2 separate regions of the Homo sapiens genome follow, and region 1 is linked to region 2. Evidence: read pairs that join two places in POLR2A ChIA-PET (ENCODE). Cell type or tissue: CD4-positive, alpha-beta T cell. All regions are shown on one strand. Each heading gives the region's core, and the rest is flanking DNA. Links, peaks and the distances in the headings are about the cores only. Region 1 holds the start of LINC02976 (long intergenic non-protein coding RNA 2976). Region 2 overlaps BICRAL (BICRA like chromatin remodeling complex associated protein).

Evidence for each region. ChIA-PET counts read pairs that join two places held together with the same protein. Peaks named below come from ENCODE experiments on the same cell type or tissue, not always from the same donor. Only the 100,000 strongest peaks of a DNase experiment are listed, where the experiment ranks them.
Region 1: POLR2A ChIA-PET joins it to region 2 with 6 read pairs; 3 of 35 experiments call an interaction of 5 or more read pairs at or near these places.

The regions. Positions count from the first base shown.
Region 1 is chr6:42,938,257-42,949,111 of GRCh38, reverse strand. The region is part of intron 1 of CNPY3-GNMT (CNPY3-GNMT readthrough); the gene reads right to left. LINC02976 (long intergenic non-protein coding RNA 2976) reads right to left here and starts at 8,619. Exons shown (of 5, transcript NR_186646.1): 1 at 8,506-8,619; 2 at 8,183-8,339; 3 at 7,497-7,602; 4 at 5,142-5,314; 5 at 752-1,504. CNPY3 (canopy FGF signaling regulator 3) reads right to left here. Exons shown (of 6, transcript NM_006586.5): 6 at 9,818-10,544. The coding sequence ends at 10,321. RefSeq lists an enhancer at 10,006-10,508. In CD4-positive, alpha-beta T cell, for the core only: no CTCF peak of the experiment used is centred there; no DNase peak of the experiment used is centred there.
Region 2 is chr6:42,814,846-42,825,700 of GRCh38, reverse strand. BICRAL (BICRA like chromatin remodeling complex associated protein) reads right to left here. Exons shown (of 13, transcript NM_001393499.1): 3 at 3,638-3,683; 4 at 2,857-2,905; 5 at 2,698-2,766. The coding sequence starts at 3,678. Among named protein-coding and RNA genes, the nearest start is that of BICRAL, 38 kb to the right of the region's middle. In CD4-positive, alpha-beta T cell, for the core only: no CTCF peak of the experiment used is centred there; a DNase peak (open chromatin) is centred at 5,800.

The sequences.
Region 1 (10,855 bases), core at 1,932-6,931, 130 kb before region 2:
AATAATTGCAATCCTTCATCTACAAATTGTCCATGTCCTGCCCACTAAAATATATTAAAACTGCTTTTTATTTTACTTAATTCGTCTCTATAAATTTTATTTTATTTTTGTAGAGACAGTCTCACTTTGTTATCCAGGCTGGTCTCAAACTCCTGGGCTCAAGCAATCCACCTGCCTCGGTTTCCCAAAGTACTGGGATTACAGGCATGACCACCATGCCTGGCCATCTCTCTGTAAATTTTAGATGCCCTGGGCCATGGAAAAGATCACAGAATATAAATCAATTTACTGTTTGACTTCACTGAAAATAAGAATAGGTCCAGCCTGGCCAACATGGTGAAATCCTGTCTCTACTGAAAATACAAAAATTAGCCGGGTGTGGTGGCACACACCTGTAATCAGCTACTCAGGAAGCTGAGGCAGGAGAATCACTTGAACCTGGAAGGTGGAGGTTGCAGTGAGCCAAGATCGCGCCACTGCACTTCCCTGGGCAACAGAGTGAGACTCCATCTCAAAAAAAGAAAAAAGAAAAGAAAAGAAGAACAGGTGATATTTTAAATGTGGGACACATTATTTGGAATTGGCTGAAAAGACTAAATTCTTCATTCCTAAATGTGTGACATGTTTGCAAAAAGACTTCATCTTGGGAATGTGGCTGTAACTGGACAAACTCCAAGTCCTATTTGAGGACACATTAAAATCCTGCAATTGTGAATTATGTAGATACAATAACTGCGAATGGGAGACATCCTGGTTGTTTTGGTGTTTTTTATTTTTATTTGCTTTTTAGAGATGAGGGTCTCACTGTGTTGCTCAGGCTGGACTGGAACTCCTGGGCTCAAGTGATCCTCTCAAGTCACTTCCCAAGTAGCTGGGACTACAGGTGTGTACTGCACATGGCTTGTTTTGTTTTGATTCAGAACAGGCAGAAATTCATTTTTCCAGTGATGACTGCCAAATTCCAAACTCTAGTCCAAGCCATTGCATAAAAATTCTTCTCTGCTAATTGGATCTACCCCAGACTGAACATTGAAACACTTGAGGAGTGGTGCTAGCAGATCCACCCACCCACTTGGATCTCCTAGCAGAATTATCAAAGCAGATCCTTTTTTGGACTTTTAAGAAAGTCCTGTTAGTTGTCAAATAGGTCTCTATATCAGTGGGTCGTAACACTAATAATGGCAACATTACTATTAAGCGTAGTGTTATCAGTGAGTACTCCACTGATGTGTAAGAAGAGAGGTTCTCCCGAAAAGCCCTGAATTCACCACTACACACTCTATGCATGTAACAAAACGATACTTTTGCCCTATACATTTATACAAATAGAAAACTTAAAAAAAAAGAGAGGTTATTTTTACCATTTCACACTTTATTAAAAGCAGGGTTTTGGCCGGGCGCGGTGGCTCACGTCTGTAATCCCAGCACTTTGGGAGGCCAAGGCGGACGGATCACGAGGTCAGGAGATCGAGACCATCCTGGCTAACATGGTGAAACTCCGTCTCTACTAAAAATACAAAAAATTAGCTGGGCGTGGTGGCAGGTGCCTGTAGTCCCAGCTACTCAGGAGGCTGTGGCAGGAGAATGGCGTGAACCCAGGAGGCGGAGCTTGCAGTGAGCCAAGATCGCACCACTGCACTCCAGCCTGGGCGATGGAGCGAGACTCTGTCTCATAAAAAAAAAAAGCAGGGTTTTCTTTCTTTTTTTTTTGAGACAGGGTCTCAAAAAACAGGCTGGAGTGCAGTGGTGTGATCACAGATGCTCACTGCAGCCTCGACCTCCCAGGCTCAAGTGATCCTCCCACCTCAGCCTCCTGAGTAGCTGGGATCACACATAGCTATTTTTTTTTTTTTTAGTAGAGATGAGGTCTCACTATGCTGCCCAGGCTGGTCCCAAACTGCTGGGAATACAGGTGTGAGCTACTGTTCCTGGCTGTTAAAAGCAGTTTTAGCCAGGCACAGTGGCTCACGCCTGTAATCCCAGCACTTTGGGAGGCTGAGGCGGGTGGATCACGAAGTCAGGAGTTCGAGACCAGCCTGGCCAATATGGTGAAACCCCATCTCTACTAAAAAATACAAAAATTAGCCAGGCATGGTGGTGCGTGCCTGTAGGTCTCAGCTACTTGGGAGGCGGAGGTTGCAGAGAGCCTAGATCGTACTACTACACTCCAGCCTAAGTGACAGAGTGAGACTCCATCTCAAAAGAAAAAAAAAAAAAGGCGGTTTTAAGGAGTGCTAACCTCCAGTAAGATCTCTTCAGTACACACAGATCTGTTCACTGAGCTATTATTATTCAACATAAATATGATATGCTATTTCAGGCCCTGATAACAGGCTAAACATTGCTTATTGAAACAGGTGACGTAGCACACGCCATTACATCTAAAACACCAAGACTGGGTTGGTGAGTCCAGGTTACCCTTGAACAACTTGGGGGTTAGAGGCCCTGACTCCCCACACAGTTGAAAATCCATGTGTAACTTTTTGTTTTTTGTTTTTTTTTTTTTTTTGAGACAGGGTCTTGTTCTGTTAACCAGGCTAGGGTGCAATGGCATGATCTCAGCTCACGGAAACCTCCGCCTCCTGTGCTCAAGTGATCCTCCCATCTCAGCCTCTCAAGTAGCTGAGACCACAGGAATGCACCACCGTGCCTGGCTAATTTTTCTATTTTTTTGTAGAGATGGGGTTTCGCCATGTTGCCCAGGCTGGTCTCAAACTCCTGAGTTCAAGCGATCTGCCTGCCTCAGCCTTTCAAAATGCTGGGACTACAGGCGTGACCCACTGTGTCTGGCCCCCATGTATAACTTCTGACTCCCCAAAAACTCGATTACTAATAACTTACTATGGACCAGAACCCTTACCTATAACATAAAGTCGATAATACATATCTTTTTTTTGAGAGACAGACCAAGTCTCACTCTGTTGCCCAGGCTGAAGTGCAGTGGTGTGATCTCGCCTTACTGCAGCCTCTGCCTCTCGGGTTCAAGCGATTCTTCTGCCTCAGCCTCCTGAGTAGCTGGGATTACAGGCGTGCACCAGCACATAGGCTAATTTTTGTATTTTTAGTAGAGACGGGGTTTCACCATGTTGGCCAGGCTAGTCTTGAACTCCTGACCTCAGGTGATCTGTCCGCCTCGGCTTCCCAAAGTGCTGGGATTACAGGGGTGAGCTACCATGCCAGGCCAATAACACATAGCTTGTATGCGTATTATATAGTGTAATCTTACATTAAAGCTATAGAGGCCAGGCGCAGTGGCTCACGCCTGTAATCCCAGCACTTTGGGAAGCTGAGGTGGGCGGATCACGAGGTCAGGAGATCGAGACCATCCTGGCTAACATGGTGAAACCCTGTCTCTACTAAAAATACAAAAAATTAGCGGGCGTGGTGGCAGGCGCCTGTAGTCCCAGCTACTCGGGAGGCTGAGGCAGGAGAATGGTGTGAACCCAAGGAGGCGGAGCTTGCAGTAAGCCGAGAACGTGCCACTGCACTCCAGCCTGGGAGACAGAGCAAGACTCCGTCTCAAAAAAAAAAAAAAAAAAGCCAGATTGCCATTGACCCTCAAACACACAACATGGAGCTGAACTATGTGGGCCCACATATATGTGGATTTTCTCCTGTCTCTGCCACCCCGAGACTTCAAAATCAGCTTCTCCCAAGATGAGAAGGATGAAGACCTTAAGATGATCCACTTCCACTTAACGAACAGTAAATATATTTTTCTTATGACCTTCTTAGTAACATTTTTTCTGTAGCTTTTTTTTTTTTTGAGACGGAGTCTCGCTCTGTCGCCCAGGCTGGAGTCAGTAGTGCGATCTCGGCTCACCGCAAGGTCCGCCTCCCGGGTTCACGCCTTTCTCCTGCCTCAGCCTCCGGAGCAGCTGGGACTACAGGCGCCCGCCACCACGCCCGGCTAATTTTTTTTTTTTTTGTATTTTTAGTAGAGACGGAGTTTCACCGTGTTAGCCAGGATGATCTGGATCTCCCGACCTCGTGATCCACCCACCTCAGCCTCCCAAAGTGCTGGGATTACAGGCGTGAGCCACCATGCCCAGCCAATATGGCTTTTTAATGTCTTTTTTGGGCAATCTTTTCCACTTAGGGGCAGTTGGTGCTAATACATATTGCTATTACCAGAGCTGGCAGTAGGGTCCATCTCATTGAAACAAGTGACTTAGCATGGACCCATATATATCTGTCATAAAAAATAGGCTTTTCTTTCAAGATCAAAAAATAAGGGGAATTTTGTTCATATTTGGGAACTATAGTGATGCAGGGCTGCGGTCAACATCTGGACAGCATAAGTCTCCACACTAGAGGGGAGTGTGGGGCTCCCATTCACAGGACAAACCCCATGGGTTTGTAGATTTAAGATGATAATTTTCTGGCAGGCATTCAGTGAAGTGTCTTTTCCTAACAAATGTAATTAAAACAATTTTCTTTTTTTTTTTTTTTGGAGACGGAGTCTCATTCTGTCACCCAGGCTGGAGTGCAGTGGCAGGAGGTTCAAGCAATTCTCCTGCCTCAGCCTCCCAAGTAGCTGGGATTACAGGCGCATGCCACCACACCAGGCTAATTTTTGTATTTTAGTAGAGACGGGGTTTCACCAAGTTGGCCAGGCTGGTCTCAAACTCCTGACCTCAGGTGATCCACCCGCCTCAGCCTCCCAAAGAGATGGGATTACAGGTGTGAGACCCCACACCCGGCAAAACAATTTTCTGACAGATGGAAGTTAAAGGTGTGAAGAGCACCTTTTCCTAACTTGCATAAAGATCTATGGAAATGCCACCCAGCAGTCTCAAAGTAAGGAGAGGAGCCTGCCTCCTAGGACCTGCCCTTTCAAATGAATATGGAAGCCCTGATGTAGCACTCGTGAGATTTTACTGTCTGAGCATGTTTTGTTGTTGTTTGGTTTCAGACAGAGTCTTGCCTGTTGCCCAGGCTGGAGTGCAATGGCATGATCTCGGCTCACTGCAACCTCTGCCTCCTGGGTTCGAGTCATTCTTCTGCCTCAGCCTCCTGAATAGCTGGGATTACAGGCGTGAGCCACCACGCCTGGCTAATTTTTTGTATCTTTAGTAGAGACGGGGTTTCACCATATTGGCCAGGCTGGTCTCAAACTCCTGATCTCGTGATCCACCCACCTCGGGCTCCCAAAGTGCTGGGATTACAGGCGTGAGCCACCGTGCCTGGTCATCTGTGGTTCTTTTAATCATTGAACTGGAACAAACTGGCCTTGTGGTCTGTCCATCAGCCCTCGTGGTTCTAGTTGATGGAAGTCTTCAACAGAGATGGAGCCATTCTGCTGTTTGTGTTTCTGAGGACAAGACATTGACCCACTGTAAATTCACTGAAGTCCTGCCCCATCTTAGGACAACACCCTGGGTTTATCTTGGTGAAGTGAGTTCTAGCTGCCTCCTCTTAAGGACCGTGAGAGATGTTTGCTAAGCATGCAGACTCCCAGGTCTCAACCCAGCAAGTCTGAGGCAAACCCAGACATCTGTATGTTTAACAAGTATTCTAGGTGACTCTCATGTCCAGGTGAGTTAAGTTTAGAATCTTGTTCTAATGAGGCTTCTGACAGGAAGACGGAAATCAGGTTAACTTGAGTGCAGGCAGTACCCTTACCTGATTATACTTGTGCCCTATAAATTTATATAAATAGAAAACTTTTAAAAACAGAGGTTCTTTTTATAATTTCACACTTTATTACGAGCAGGTTTTTTGTCTCATTTTGTTTTTTGAGACAGGGTCTCAGTCTGTTACTCAGGCTGGAGTGCAGTGATGTGATCAGCCTAAGTCTCCACACTTAAGTGGAGTGCAAATGGGAGACATCCTGGTTGTTTTGGTGTTTTTTTTGTTTTTATTCGCTTTTTAGAGATGAGGGTCTCACTGTGTTGCTCAGGCTGGACTGGAACTCCTGGGCTCAAGTGATCCTCTCAAGCCACCTCCCAAGTAGCTGGGACTACAGGCATGCACTGCACATGGCTTGTGTTTTGATTCAGAACAGGTAGAAATTCATCTATATGAATTTCTGTATATCAGGTAGATTAATTTCTGCCTGTTCTGAATCAAAACAAAAACAAGCCATGGATGGGAAGGGGTATAGGAAAGTGGGAGGCAACGCCCAAGTTCGGAAAGGCTTGTGTGGTGGGGAGAAGAAAAGAAAAACCTGGGCTGGGCGCTAAGCCACACACCTGTAATTCCAAAACTTTGGGAGGCCGAGGTGGGGGGATTGCTGGAGCCCAGAAGTGTGAGACCAGCCTGGGCAACACAGCAAAACCCCGTCTCTACCAAAAAAAAAAAAAAAGGGAAAGAAAAAAACCCGGAAAGCCAGGTTTCCTGCATTCTGCCTTTCTAGGCAGGGCCAGAGTAAGCTGCTGCTGGGTGGGCTGCGTGAAAGCTAGTGAGTATGCAACAAGCCTGGCCCTTGGGAAGCAGTAACCACAGGTCAAAGAGCAAAGCAGTGACAACACTGCCTGCCCTCAAGACTGGGCCAGGGCCTGGGATTGGGCCACTGGGCCAACACCTCAGTAAGGAGTTTTTTTTATTTTTTTTTGAGATGGAGTCTCCCTCTGTCGCCCAGGCTGACCTCAGGTGAACCGCCCATCTCAGCCTCCCAAAGTGCCGGGATTACAGCCGTGAGCCACCACACCTGGCTTGGGGGTTAGATCTTTACCTTGTCCTACTTTAAAAATCAATGAGGCCAGGCATGGTGGCTCACACGTGTAATCCCAGCACTTTGGGAGGCCGAGATGGGAGGATTGCTTGAGTCCAGGAGTTTGAGACCAGCCTGGCCAACATGTGGAGACCCTGTTGCTACAAATTTTTTTTTTTTTTTGGTTGCGGGGGATGGAGTCTCACTCTGTCACCCAGGCTGGAGTGCAGTGGTGCAATCTCGGCTCACTGCAACCTCCGCCTCTTGGTTTCAAGCAATTGTCCTGCCTCAGCCTCCCAAATAAGAGGCTGAAACCACCCCAGGCCCAAAAAATAAATTAAAAATTAAAAAAATTATTGGCCGGGTACAGTGGCTCATACCTATAATCCTAGCACTCTGAGAGGCCGAGGTGGGTGAATCATCTGAGGTGAGGAGTTCGAGACCAGCCTGGCCATCATGGTGAAACCCCGTCTCTATTAAAAATACAAAAATTAGCCAGACGTGGTTGTGTGTGGCTGTAATCCCAGCTACTCGGGAGGCTGAAGCAGGATAATCACTTGAACCCAGGAGGAAGAGGTTGCAGTGAGACAAGATTGTGCCAGTGCACTCCAGCCTGGGTGACAGAGTGAGACTCTTGCAAACAAATAAAAAAGTATTTAAATAATTTTTTCTTTTTTTAGACACATGGTCTCACTATGTTGCCTAGGCTAGTCTCGAACTCCTGGGTTCAAGCGATCCTCCAGCCTTGGTCTCCCAAAGTGCTAGGATTACAGGTGTGAGCCTCCACACCTGGTATACAAAAAATAAGATGTTTAAATTAGCCAGGTACAGTGGTGCATACCTATGGTCCCAACTATTCAGGAGGATCACTTGAGCCTGAGAGGTTGAGGCCTGCAGTGAGTCATGATCACGCCACTGCACTCCAGCCTGGGTGACAAAGGGAGATCCTGTTCCAAAAAAGAAAGGTAGGGGAAAGGGTTAGGCATGGTAGTTCCTGCCTGTAATCCCAGCACTTTGGGAGGCCAAGGCAGGTGGATCACTTGAGGTCAGGAGTTCGAGAACAGCCTGGCCAACATGGGGAAACCCCGTCTCTACTGAAAATACAAAAATTAGCTGGGTGTGGTGGCGGTTGCCTGTAATCCCAGCTACTTGGGAGGCTGAAGCAGAGAATCACTTGAACCCAGGAGGCGGAGGTTGCAGTGAGCTGAGATTGTGACACTGCACTCCAGCCTGGGCAACAGAGTGAGACTCTGTCTCAAAAAAAAAAAAAAAAAGACTCAAAACAAAACAAAAAACAAAAAAAAAATCAATGAAGCTGTGGGGACAGAAGTAAGCCAGGCCTTGAAGTGCTGTTAGTGATAGAATGGGGGAATCAGAGGGTGGCCACCAAATCCTAGACAGTTCAGGGGGCAGGAAACACATCCCTGCCCTGGGTACCAGCCCCTCCACCTCACCCCCAGCCATTTTCTATGCTCAGAACAAAGTCCAGGACAAGACCTGCATCTAGACTGTAATCTCACTGCTCACCAGCTCCTTTAACAGGGGGAACATCAGTCCTGGAGATGCAGAGGTGGAGGCTGGACCAAGACAGTATCATTTTCCCAGGACCTGGCGTCATCCTCAACAGCTTAAGGAGAGACAGATTCCATTCTGTTCCACTCTCTATGGCCTTGGCTGCCCTAACCTGGTAGAGGGGGAGAGGCTGGGACCAGGCTATGAGGGGGCCCCTCACTCCCAGTTCAGCCCCCAGAGCCGCTGCAATGGACGCAGGGAGGCTTCAGCAGTGTATCCCTCCTACCCACTGGGCCTAGCCTGGAAGTGTGAGGTAGAGTTGCAGTGTGGGTGCTCACGGGAGATCTGGTGCGGGCACAGCTCCCCCAGGACTTGCTGCCATTCTTTCCTTCCAATAAGCCACAGCTGCTTCCTATTCGCCTTTTAGGAATCTTGGTGGTGGTTAGGCCAGGCGCAGTGGCTCCCACCTGTAATCCCAACACTTTGGGAAGCCGAGGCAGATGGATCATGAGGTCAGGAGTTCAAAACTATCCTGGCCAAGATGGTGAAACCCCGTCTCTACTACAAATACAAAAAAATTAGCTGGGCGTGGTGGCAGGTGCCTGTAATCCCAGCTACTCGGGAGGCTAAGGCAGAGAATTGCTTGAACCCGGGAGGCAGACGATGCAGTGAGCCAAGATCACACCACTGCACTCCAGCCTGGGCAACAGAGTGAGATTCCGCCTCAAAAAAACAAAACAAAACAAAACAAAACAAAAAGAATCTTGGTGGTGGTGACAGGTTAAGGCCAAGAAACTAAACCAGTTCGATACAACTCACACTGTCAGTGCCAGGGGTTGGGGGAAGAGGCCCTGGCAGCTGTGGAGAGTGGAAGTACCATGGATTTGTAATCTGAACGCCAGTGTCTGCGTCCCAGCTATACCACTCCTTAACAGCAGGACCTTGACTCCAAGGTCACCTGACTCCAAGCATATCACTTGACTCTAGCCTGTTTTCTCCTCTACACAATGAGGTTAACAGCACACCTCACAAGAGTGTGGTAATAGTAAAAGTTAAAGCATACAATTTGAATACATACAATTGTCATCACTACTGTACCAATTGCCCCGATCCCTGCCTTCAGGACAAACTGGGAGGTGCCTGAGCTTCCCCACCCCTTCTCCCTAGAGGCCAGCCTCTCTGCTCCTCCCTTGGCCCTGAGGAACATGGTGTGACCAGATGGTGTTGGGAACCGGGTGTCCTCCCAACTGCACTCCAGGTACAACAGCTAGGAACCTCAGAGTGATCAAGTGTGGTCATCAGAAAACAAGGTTCAGGACCAACAGTCAAGGCCAGGTGGAAGTAGGAACAGGGGCGGGAGCTGGCCAGGTAAACACTGCATTTTACACAACAAATGGGAGGCCTTGGGAAGAGGAGCAGCAGGAGAGAGGGAGGGAGGGAACGGCAGCCAGGTGTCCAGGACACGAGGGAGCAGCGTAAGGTCAGTGCACTGCCCTGGGCCTCATCCTATGCCCATGCCTCCCCTCACCCCAAGACAACCCTGGGCCTTCCCAGCACTTGCTGCTCCCGAGAGTGGGTGGGTTTTAGCCTTCCCCTCCTCAGCCCCACGGGCTGGAAGGCGAGGGGCAGGAAAGAACAAGAGGCTCCAGGGCACCTCTGAGGGCTGCAGAGGACTCAGAAATCAGAACCAGAACATTTTTACTCTTTGGGCTCTGGGAAGGGCCAGGCAGAGTGCAAGGTGTCCACAGGAGGGGTAAGCAGAGAGGAGCTACAGGGGGCTGCAGTCCTAGTACCCTGTTGGGGAGGACTGAGGGATGGTGAGTTTGGTCTCCGGAGGGGGCTCCAGTCCTGGTGCCCAGTTCTGACACCTGCCCCTCCTGAGTTCACACTGGAGTCCTTGCAGTCCTGAAACCACAAGGCCTGCCTGAACCCTGGGTCAGGAGAGAAACACTTGGGGAGGGGAAAGGACGGCGTGGGCTACCCATGACGGCTCTGAGTTCTTCCTGGGGCTTGTGTCTTTCCTTGGCAGAAGAGGGCACAGCCAAGGCAAGGAGGGGCTGAAGGCTGCGGGGCCATCCCGGCCTGCCAGAGCCATGCCCCTGACTCCTCAGCTTCAAAATCAGGGGTCTCAGGACAGAGGATGCTGGGTGGGCTCAGAGCTCATCAGGGGGGCTGTGTGTGAGAGGGGATGCCTTCTGGATGCCCTCATCCTCCTCGGGGCTGGGGTCTCCCTCAAGGCCACCCAGCTCCTTCCTTTGTTTGCTGCTGCTACTCCTGCCGCCTGCTGCCTTGGCCCTGCTGCTCTTCTTCTTGGACTTCTTCCCTCCCAGGGCAGCTGTGTCTCCCTTCTTGCCGGACCACTGCTCTGCCAGGCAACCTAGGGTGTGGAGGAGAGAGACCCTCAACAGAAGTGCCTCAGGGCTGGGGTGCTGGGCAAGGAGCACTGAGCAGGGAGCCGTGGGAGTAGCAACTGGGACTGTGCTTGACATCAGCCTCCCTGCCTCCTGCCTCTCGCTGTGGCCACCAGGCCCCTCTGGGGGCATCTGACTTGTCTGCCCATCATTCTGCACCTGGTTTCAGTGACTCTTACTTCACCATGTCTTGCCAATCAAGCCTTTCAAGGGCAGAGATCCTACAATGCCCTCTGGTGCCCTCTGTTTCTCCTCCTACCCACCTCCCCCAAGGGAG
Region 2 (10,855 bases), core at 3,656-8,655:
CCTAGGCTGGAGTGCAGTGGCACAATCTTGGCTCACTGCAGCCTCCAACTCCTGGGCTCAAGGGATCCTGCCTCAGCAGGACTGGGACTATAGGCACGCACCACCATGCTCATCTATTTTTTCTTTTTTTTTTTTTGAGACCGAGTCTTGCTCTGTCGCCCGGGCTGAAGTGCAGTGGCGCAATCTCAGCTCACTGCAAGCTCCACCTCCCGGGTTCAAGCCATTCTCCTGCCTCAGCCTCCCAAGTAGCTGGGACTACAGGCAGCCGCCACAACGCCCGGCTAATTTTTTTGTATTTTTAGTAGAGACAGGGTTTCACCGTGTTAGCCAGGATGGTTTTGATCTCCTGACCTCATGATCCGCCCACCTCGGCCTCCCAAAGTGCTGGGATTACAGGCGTGAGCCACCGCGCCCAGCCAATTTTTTTTTTTTTTTTTTTTTGAGACAGAGTCTTGCACTGTCGCCCAGGCTGGAGTGCAGTGGCGTGATCTTGGCTCACTGTAACCTCCACCTCCCAGGTTCAAGCAATTCTCCTGCCTCAGTCTCCTGAGTAGCTGGGATTACAGGCACACGCCACTACGCCCGGCTAATTTTTTGCATTTTTAGTAGAGATGGGGTTTCACTATGTTGGCCAGGCTGGTCTCGAACTCCTGACCTCGTGGTCTGCCTGCCTCGGCCTCCCAAAGTGTTGGGATTAGAGGCGTAAGCCACTGCGCCCAGCTGCTGGTCTAATTTTTAAATTTTTTGTAGAGATGGGGTCTCACTATGCTGGTTGGTCTCAAACTCCTGAGCTCAAGTAATCCTCCTGCCTTGGCCTCCTAAAATGGTGGGATTATAGGCATGGGCCACCATGTCTGGCTGAGGTTAATATATGTTAAGCTCTTAATGCCAAGCACATACTAAATGCTCAAGTGTTACTCATTATCTTTGTTTTTCTCATTTAAGATGAAAACAACTTATAAGTAACTATGAATTAAGAATAATTTCTTTAAAGATTATTATGTAACAAGGTTCAAAACATTCTAATATGAGTTTCTCAGGTTGTAACATTTCTGAGTCATTTTAGAAAGAATGTTGAGGCCAGGTGCAGTGGCTCACGCCTGTAATGGGGCGGGGATCACTTGAGATCAGGAGTTCAAGATCATCCAGGCCAACATGGAGAAACGCAGTCTCTACTAAAAATACAAAAATTAGCTGGTGTGGTGGTGGGTACCTGTAATCCCAGCTACTAGGGAAGCTGAGGCAGGAGAATTGCTTGAACCCAGGAGGCAGAGGCTGCAGTGAGACGAGATCGTGCCACTGCACTCCAGCCTGGGCAACAGAGCAAGATTCCGTCTCAAAAAAAGAAAGTTGAAAGCTTAGAAAAATGGCAAAGTGGATATATAACTTGTCTTTTTATTATTTAAAAGACAACCTCATATAGTTTGTCTTTTTATTATTTATTATTTATTTTTATTTTTTTTATTTTTTTGAGACAGAGTCTCCCTATGTGGCCAGGCTGGAGTGTAATGGTGCGATCTTGGCTCACTGCAACCTCCAACTCCCTGGTTCAAGCGATTCTCCTGCCTCAGCCTCCTGAGTAGCTGGGATTACAGGCACGCGCCACCACACCAATTTCTGTGTTTTTAGTAGAGACGGGGTTTCACCGTGTTGGCCCGGATGGTCTCGATCTCCTGACTTCATGATCTGCCTGCCTCGGCCTCCCAAAGTGCTGGGATTACAGGTGTGAGCCACCATGCCTGGTGTATTATTTTATTTATTTATTTATTTATTGTTTGAGATGGAGTTTCGCTCTGTCGCCCAGGCTGGAATGCAGTGGCGGGATCTCGGCTCACTGCATCCTTTGCCTCCTGGGTTTATGCAATTCTCTGCCACAGGCTCCCGAGTAGCTGGGATTACAGGCGCCTACCACCATGCCTGGCAATTTTTTTTTGTATTTTTAGTAGAGATGGGGTTTTACCATCTTGGCCAGGCTGATCTTTAACTCCTGACCTCGTGATCCACCTGCCTCGGCCTCCCAAAGTGTTGGGATTACAGGCATGAGCCACCACATCTGGTCTATTTTATTTTTTAAAAATAGAGACAGGGTCTTGCTATGTTGCCCAGGCTGGTCTTGAACTCCTGAGCTCAAATGATTCTCCCACTTTGGCCTCCCAAAGTGCTGAGATTACAGGTGTGAGCTACTGTACCTGGCCACATAGCTTGTCTTAATTGACTAAGTTAAAAGTAGAAAATGTCTACATAATTCAATAGATTTTCTTCCTATATAAATTACAACAGGCTGGGCACAGTGGCTCATACCTGTAATTCCAACATTTTGGGAGGCCAAGGTAGGTGTATTGCTTGAGCCTGAGAGTTCAAGACCAGCCGGGCTAACATGGCGAAACTCTGTCTCTATTAAAAATACAAAAATTAGCCCGTGTGGCATGCGCCTGTAGTCCCAGCTATTCGGGAGGCTGAGGTGGGAGGATCGCTTCAGCCTGGGAGGTCAAGGCTGCAGTGAGCTGTGATCGCACCACTGCACTCCAGTCTGGGCGACAGAGTGAGGCCCCATCTCAAAATAAATAAATAAAATTAAATTAATTACAACAGACAAGGTAAGGATTCTCATGATACAAAGGCAGTTAAAGGCTCAGTTCACAAGGCATCAATCAGACAGAAACCATTCAATCATTGCATTTAGTTTCCAATACTCACACTAGAGTTGGCGAAAATTGAATTTGAATTGGCTGCAGAATATCCTGCATTAGTCAAGTCATCATTGCTCTGCAAAGATACAAATTCAATAGGTGGTTACTACTTTAACTGTAAAGCAGAAACAAAATAGATGTCTGTGGTATTCTATGCATTACTTACAGATTTATTACTAGGTCCATGTAGAAAATAGTTCAATGCTTGTGGGTCTCTAGAAAAGAGAGGAAAAAAAGAGATAAAACAACAAACAAATATACTATCTATATTTAGAACTAATTTTTACTAGAGTAGAAAGAAAATGATTTATTACCTGAGTAAAATCCTCTCCCTATTTTAAAACTATTAGTAGGTTTTTTTTTTTTTAATCTTGTTTTTGTTTTGATGTTGTGCCATTTCCTATTATTATTCACTTCTGCCTCCTGGGATTTATTAGGAAATAAATTTAATAAATAATTACTTGCTGAGCACAGTGGCTCATGCCTGTAATCCCAGCACTTTGGGAGGCTGAGGCAGGAGGATCACTTCAGTCTAGGAGTTGGAGACCAGCTTGTACAACATGGCAAAACCCTGTCTCTACAAAAAAAAAAAAACACAAAAAATTAGCCAGGCATGGTGGTGTGTGACTGTAGTCCCCGCTACTTGGGAGGCTGAGGTGGGAGGATCGTGTGGGCCTGGGAGGTGGAGGCTACAGTGAGCTGAGATTGTGCTGCTGCACTTTAGCCTGGGTGACAGAGTGAGACCCTGTCTCAAAAGGAAAAAAAAAAAAAGAATTACTGAATTACAACCCCTATGTTAATCATGTCTCTGTTTCTCTACTAAACCTATGATTATTATTTAATTTTTATTTAAAATACCTATCAGGTGTTATATGCTATTAGGTTGTCTTAGTGTTCAGCAAACCTCACACATTTGATTTACCCAGGTTTTGGAATAAGCATCTTACCCAATAAGATCAAGGAGACACGAGTCATCATCATCATCCATGACAACTATAAAGAAAAGGGAGAGGAAAACAGGTTTCAGTAAAGCAGATTAAAGACAGTAGTATCAATGCAATACAAAAGTATGCCTTACACTTTTCTGGATAAATAACTGTAATTCACGTGAGTTTTCCTCTGCTTAATATTAATGTAATTTTAAAAATTTTGAGGTCATTTGAGAGATAAAGTATTCAATTTAAACTTTTTATTGAAAACAAACCTTTAACTTATAAGTCAAAAAAGAATCTAGACAAATCAAAGATAGTTGGCAGCAACCTCCCTCACATGCAGATTCCCCCAAGGGGCTATAAACCATGAACAGTAACTTCCTCAAAATGTACAATAAACAAGGGGAGAAATAATATTTATGTTTTAGAAAAGATCTCATAGACATAGAGGTCTTTTAATTTTGTGACTCAATGTTCCTAAACATGGTGAGCAACCTACATTTTTTGCCATATTCTGGCTATCTTTAGGAAGATAGGAAAATGGTTCTTCCTGCATTTAGAGAGAGAAGAGGGGGCACCCTAGCCGCAGGCAGTCTCTGCAGGCTCTGGCCGGCCGGTCCCACATTCTCCTTTTGCAGCAGCACCACCCCTGTTCAACTCCAAACAATCTACATCCTAACACTAGAATCCTTAAAGTAGAGAATCTCAACCAAAAAAGTTCACCCTAGCTCCAGGCCCCGAGATCCCTCTCTCCCCCACCAGCGACAGTGTCAAGCTTAGCCAGTGAAATGACTATGCTTGGGCTGAAACAACAACAACTGCACAGATTCCAAGAGCAGCTCTCCCCACAGACTGGGAAACTTACACTAGTGATCCGACACCTGGCACACAGCTTCACACCCTTTTGAGCCATGTGTGGAATAATTTACATCACGGAATGCCAGGGCCAAGAGTTCTGGAGCAGTTGGAAAGGGCAGTTGTGAACGGCAGTTGGACGTAGGAATGAAATCCTGAAAAGATGCCCAGAAGAGGGACACGCCCGAAGGCAGAAGGGACAGTCTCTACTAAATGTTTTTCCTCTGTTAAAACTGCATCTCTTCTCCAGTTCCCTCAGACTTCCCACTCTAACAGTCACAAGGCCAAACTAGTATAAAATGTACTCCTGCTACATGGAAGGTAACTTGCTTTCCTCAGGAAGAGTCTGGAAGGGGTAAGTACCCCCACTGGGATCTGCCAGTGATCTTCCCCTTGGCGGCTGAATTCATTCAGATGCTGAATGATCTGGGAGATTACAAACCCTGTGAGTAGAATCCAGTGGAGAGGAGAAATGATGGTTGAGAAAGGAGGAAGAAGCAGTGGGAAAAGATACCAAAAGGTGACTCCCAAGGCTGAAACTGACAAGGGCAGCTGGCTAAGTGAAATCTGCTTTTTAGAACTCAACTTGGAGTCACTCATGGGCACACTCACATGACTATACTAGTGTAACATGACTGTGGAGGAGTGAAGATGGGACAGAAAGGAAAAGCAGGAAAATGATCATCACGTAGATACAGAAAAATCTGTGTGAAGGTCTTCCCTTAAATCCTGACGACATTTAGTGAGATAAAATTGTATTAACCATGGCTCATCAGCATACCATAGGCTTGTCTCTCAGGCATCATAATCATATGGAAAAAATTAGCCAATTATGACATACATTAAGCCTATAAAGGAGATATTACTTTTTTAACATGACCGCTTAAATTGAATTCCCCTGTATCCTTTGTGAATTCATTTTTTTTAAGTGTCCGTCTCTGGAACAAACTAATTAATAAAAATGTAAGTGAAAAATAGCCTATACCAAAGAAAAACACTTCCACAACTCTCCCAGCTTCCCTCCTTACTTGACACACTTGCCTAGTTCCTCTACTTGATGAGGTGCCCTAAGGGTTAAACAAGCCCTGAGGCAGGAAGTCAACACCAGTCACTCCATTGAGGTGTTACTACCACTAGCACTTTCAAGCACAGAGAACAGCTGCTACCCCTAAGTTTAGAGTGACAAACTACTTGAGTAGTGCAAACAGAACACTTTTATAATATTGAATGAGATTAAAAGCCATTGTGCAACCTTCTCTACCAAACAAAACAGGGAGTCAAACACTTGGCTTGAAAGAAGGCTCCCTGGGAATATCTACCCCCTATCAGCAGCATCAGGAACTGCCAGACAGGCCTTCTCCTCTGGTCCCAGTAGGTACAACTCTAGGAGCCTTTACAGTCAGGGGCACCCTGAGAATTCTGCTTTTTAAAGGGTCACACTCTTTTCTCACCTTAAACAGTTTCAAATTAAAAGAGATGACCCTTAGCCCTGTATTCTCTAGCTTCAAATAATGCCAAAATGTAGTCATAATATAGCCTAATCCAGGGGTTCCTTTCACCAGATGACCTATGGTCCATCAAAGTAAATTTACCAGAGCAAAATTGTAAAATTGTCTATGATTTTAAAATGAGAAGATAGGCCGGGCATGGTGGCACATGCCTGTAATCCCAGCACTTTGGGAGGCCGAGGTGGGTGGATCACCTGAGGTCAGGAGTTCGAGATCAGCCTGGCCAACACGGTGAAACCCGTCTCTACTAAAAATACAAAAAATTAGCCAGGCATGGTGGCACTTGCCTGTAGTCCCAGCTACTCGGGAGGCTAAGGCAGGAGAATTGCTTGAACCTGGGAGGCAGAGGTTGCAGTGAGCCGAGATCATGCCACTGCACTCCAGCCTGGGTGACAGAGAGAGATTCTGTCTCAAAAAATAAAATTAAAAATAAAAATAAAAATAAATAAAACGAGAAGATAATCTGAAGATCAGTCACTAATGACCTAAAAGTGAAGAATTCTGTTTTCTCTGGAAAGATTCTCCATTTACTTCTGGACTCCTGTTGAGGCTCTTTTCACATTCAAGTAACAACCCTGGAATCCCTAGATGGGTGGCTGACCCCAGGTGGATTTTATGAGGCTAAGGGGAAATCCCTGGATGAGTGATTGGAAACTATTTCTTGGCCCAACAGACATGAGCAAGACGTCTTCCCCTCTGTAAATAGCACTAGACAGTGGGATTTGTCGTGGAGGGAAGGGGGCTGTAGGCACCCCAAGAGTTCAGAAATCACTGTCCTGAACACCTGACTACCTCTCTTAAAAAATTAAAGCTAATATTTAAAACTGTTCTGAATTGCACCAACAAACATCTTAAATAATAGCTTTTAATCAAGAGGACACAGTGTAAAAATGACGTTTCAAAGCGGTGGGGAAAAGTTGTTAACCATATGGGGAAAATAAGGTAGATTCACACCTCATATCTTACACAAAAATAAATTCTAGATGGATCTAGGAGTTAAATGGTGGATGGAGAAAGAACCTTAAAGTAATAGAATAACTCATGGGAGAATTTTTTTTTTTTTAACAATCTTGGAGTGAGGAAAGTCTAAGGATGTCATAAGACACACAAGTCATAAAAGACTGACAAAGTCAACGACATAAAGTGCAAAGCTTCTGCATGATAAAAGAAAAACACATCATAAGCAAAGTCAAAGACTAAAACAAATAAACAAAAATAACTAAGAAAAATACCTCCACTTCATACCCCAGAAGGCTTTTCTCCCTAATACACAAAGAGCTCCTATAAATAAGGAAAATTTTTTATCAGGGCTTTTCTCCCTAATACATAAAGAGCTCTTATAAATAAGGAAAATTTTTTTATCAGGATCCATCCAGAATATCAAAGATTTAATCAGTTTATGAGCAATCAATTCACAGAAAAGGAAATACAACTAGCTCCTAAGCATATAAAATAATCAACCTTACTTACAATAAGGGAAATAAAAATTAATATTGTAGTGAGATACTACATGTCCTGTCAGATTGGCAAAGACAGAAAAGTTGGATGAAGGATTCTGCTAGCAGGGAGTGGGGAAATAGGAACTTTTATACACTGACAGGATACAGACTCATATAACCTCTAGTGAGGGCAATTTAGCAATGTCTTTCAAAATCTTAAGTGCACAGATCAGCTTACCAAGCAAATCCATTTCCAGGTATTTGTACTGCAGATATTCTTTTTTACTCACTTTTTTTTTTTTTTTTTTTAGAGATAGGGTCTCTCTATGTTGCCCAGGCTGGACTTGAATTTCTGGGCTCAAGAGATCCTTAACCCCCTAAGTAGCTGGGCCTACAGGTATGTGCCACCATAACCAGCTGTCACGTGGGTATTCTTTCACATGTGCCAAATGATATGTGTATAAGAATATCCAGGGCAGTATTATTATTATTTTAGTATTAATTGGTTTTAACAAAGGACGGCAAAACCCTAGATGTCATGGGTATGGGGTTTCTTTCTGGGGCAATAAAAATGTTCTTGAACCTGCTTGGCAATGTAGTGAGACCCAATCTCTACAAAACATTTAAAAATTAGTTGAGTGTGCTGATGCACACCTGTAGTTCCAGCTACTTGGGAGGCTGAGATGGGAGGATTGTTTGCTTGAGCGTAGGAGGTCAAGGCTGCAGTGAGCTATGATTACACCACTGCACTCCAGCCAAAGCGACAGAGCCAGACTCTGCCTCTTAAAAAAAAAAAAAAGAGTTCTTGTATTAAACTACTGAATTATATACTTTAAAAGGGTGAGTTTTATGGTATGTAAATTATATCTTAATTTAAAAAACTCTCTTAAAAACCCTAAATGTCCATGATTAAATGTCCTGGTTAAATCAATTATGGTTTACCTACATAGTGGAGTACTCTGCAGTCATTAAAACTAATGAGGCAGTTTTAATCATACTAACTTGGTAGGATATATGGTCAATTAAAAAAGAAAGGTGCAGAATATTATGTACATTATGTTCCCAAATGTGTGTGTGGGGGAAATACACACACACACATATATACACACACACACACACACACACACATATAAATGATGTGTGTGTGTAAATGTATAGAACCTAAAATGAAGCACAGGTAACCAGTAACACTAGTTGCTTCTGGGAAGAAAACAGGGTGACTGGGGAACAGAGGAAGATACACAATTTTTTTTTTTTTTTTTTGAGATGGAGTCTCGCTCTGTCGCCCAGGCTGGAGTGCAGTGGTGCAATCTCGGCTCACTGCAAGCTCAGCCTCCCAGGTTCACACCATTCTCCTGCCTCAGCCTCCCGAGTAGCTGGGACTACAGGCGCCCACCACCACGCCCAGCTAATTTTTTGTATTTTTAGTAGAGACTGGGTTTCACCATGTTAGCCAGGATGGTCTTGATCTCCTGACCTCGTGATCCGCCCGCCTCGGCCTCCCAAAGTGCTGGGATTACAGGCGTGAGCCACCACGCCCGGCTGATACTCTTTATTTATATGTCCTTTTGTACATTTTGAAATTTGTGCCACATGCATGTAAGATCTAATCAAAAAAGAAAAACAATTAATAAAACAAGGAGAAGAAGGACACAAAATGAAGTACAAGAACCTCAAGTCAGTTTAGCTGGGTGTGGTGGTGCTTGCCTTTAGTCCCAGCTACTTGGTAGGCTGAGGTCGGAGGATGACTTGAGCCCAGGACATGAAGGTTGCAGTGAGCCGTGATCGTGCCACTGCACTCCAGCCCGGGCAAAAGTACCAAACCCTATCTCAAAAATAAAATAAAATTTAAAAAGAACCTCAAGTAAGGCTCGCTTTCCTTAAGTATACTAAATATACCAAATACTCAGAACTTTTTTTTTTTTTGAAGAGACAGGGTTTCATTATGTTGCCCAGCCTGGCCTTGAACTCTTGGGCCCAAGCGATCCTCCCCTTTCAGTCTTCTGAGTAGCTAGGATTACAGGTGTATGCTACAGTGCCCAGCTAAATACTTAGAACTTTTTTTTTTTTCATTTTTTTTTGGTAGAGACGAGGTCTCACTATGTTGCCCATGCTGGTCTCGAACTGCTGCACTTAAGTGATCCTCCACCTTGGTCTCCTAAAGTGCTGGGATTACAATTACCATGCCCAGCCCTTAGAATATTTTAAAGCAGCCTACTGGCCTGGAGAATAAGCCACATCAGCTGTCTTAAAAGAAATACTGTATCTTTTTTTTTTTTTTTTTTTTTTTTTGAGACAGAGTTTCTCTCTTGTTGCCCAGGCTAGAGAGCAATGGCGCAATCTTGGCTTACCACAACCTCCGCTTACCGGGTTCAAGTGACTGTCCTGCCTCAGCCTCCCGAGATAGGATTACAGGGCCACACCACCATGCCTGGCTAATTTCGTATTTTTAGTAGAGACAGGGTTTCTCCACGTTGGTCAGGCTAGTCTCGAACTCCTGACCTCAGGTGATCCGCCCACCTCAGGCTCCCAAAGTGCTGGGATTACAGTCAGGAGCCACCACGCCCGGCCAAGAAATACTGTATCTTAAAAACAGTCTGAATTTAATTAAGTTCACAGCAAAACTTCAAAGACCTCCAAGGCAGAGATATAACAGTGTATTAATTTTTTTTCCACACAGAGGGAGAAAATCTAAGCTCTCATGAAGAAACATAATTGGTTGCAAGAACAGATATTTCAGGAAACCCAGTTCAGCAAATCAGTTTTGCCTATTTAAGATATTCTGGGCTGGGCACGGTGGCTCACGCCTGTAATCCCAACAATTTGGGAGGCCGAGATGGGCGGATCACCTGAGGTCAGGAGTTTGAGACCAACCTGGCCAACATGGTGAAACCCTGTCTTTACTGAAAATACAAAAAATTTAGCTGTATGTGGTGGTGGATGCCTGTAATCCTATCTACTCGGGAGGCTTAGGCAGGAGAATTGCCTGATCCCAGGAGATGGGGGTTGCAGTGAGCCAAGATTGCCCCACTGCACTCTAGCCTGGGCAACAGAGCGAGACTCCATCTCAAAAAAAAAAAAAAAAAAAAAAGATATTCTGACCAGTAGCAATGGAAGAAAACCAAACTTCACCCTTAGGAGTCATAAAACAGCCTGGCCAACATGGTGAAACTCTGTCTCTGCTAAAAATACAAAAAAAATGAGCCAGGCGTGGTGGTGCGTGCCTGTAATCCCAGCTACTATGGGGGCTGAGGCATGAGAATCTCTTGAACCAGGAGGTGGAAGTTGCAATGAGCTGAGATTGCACCACTGCACTCCAGCCTGGGTGATAGAGTGAGACCCTGTCTCAAAAAAAAAGAAAAAAAAAAGTAATAGAACAGGATTTCAAAGACTGCGCAAACTGAAATTTGGTATGTGGCCACTATTACAAA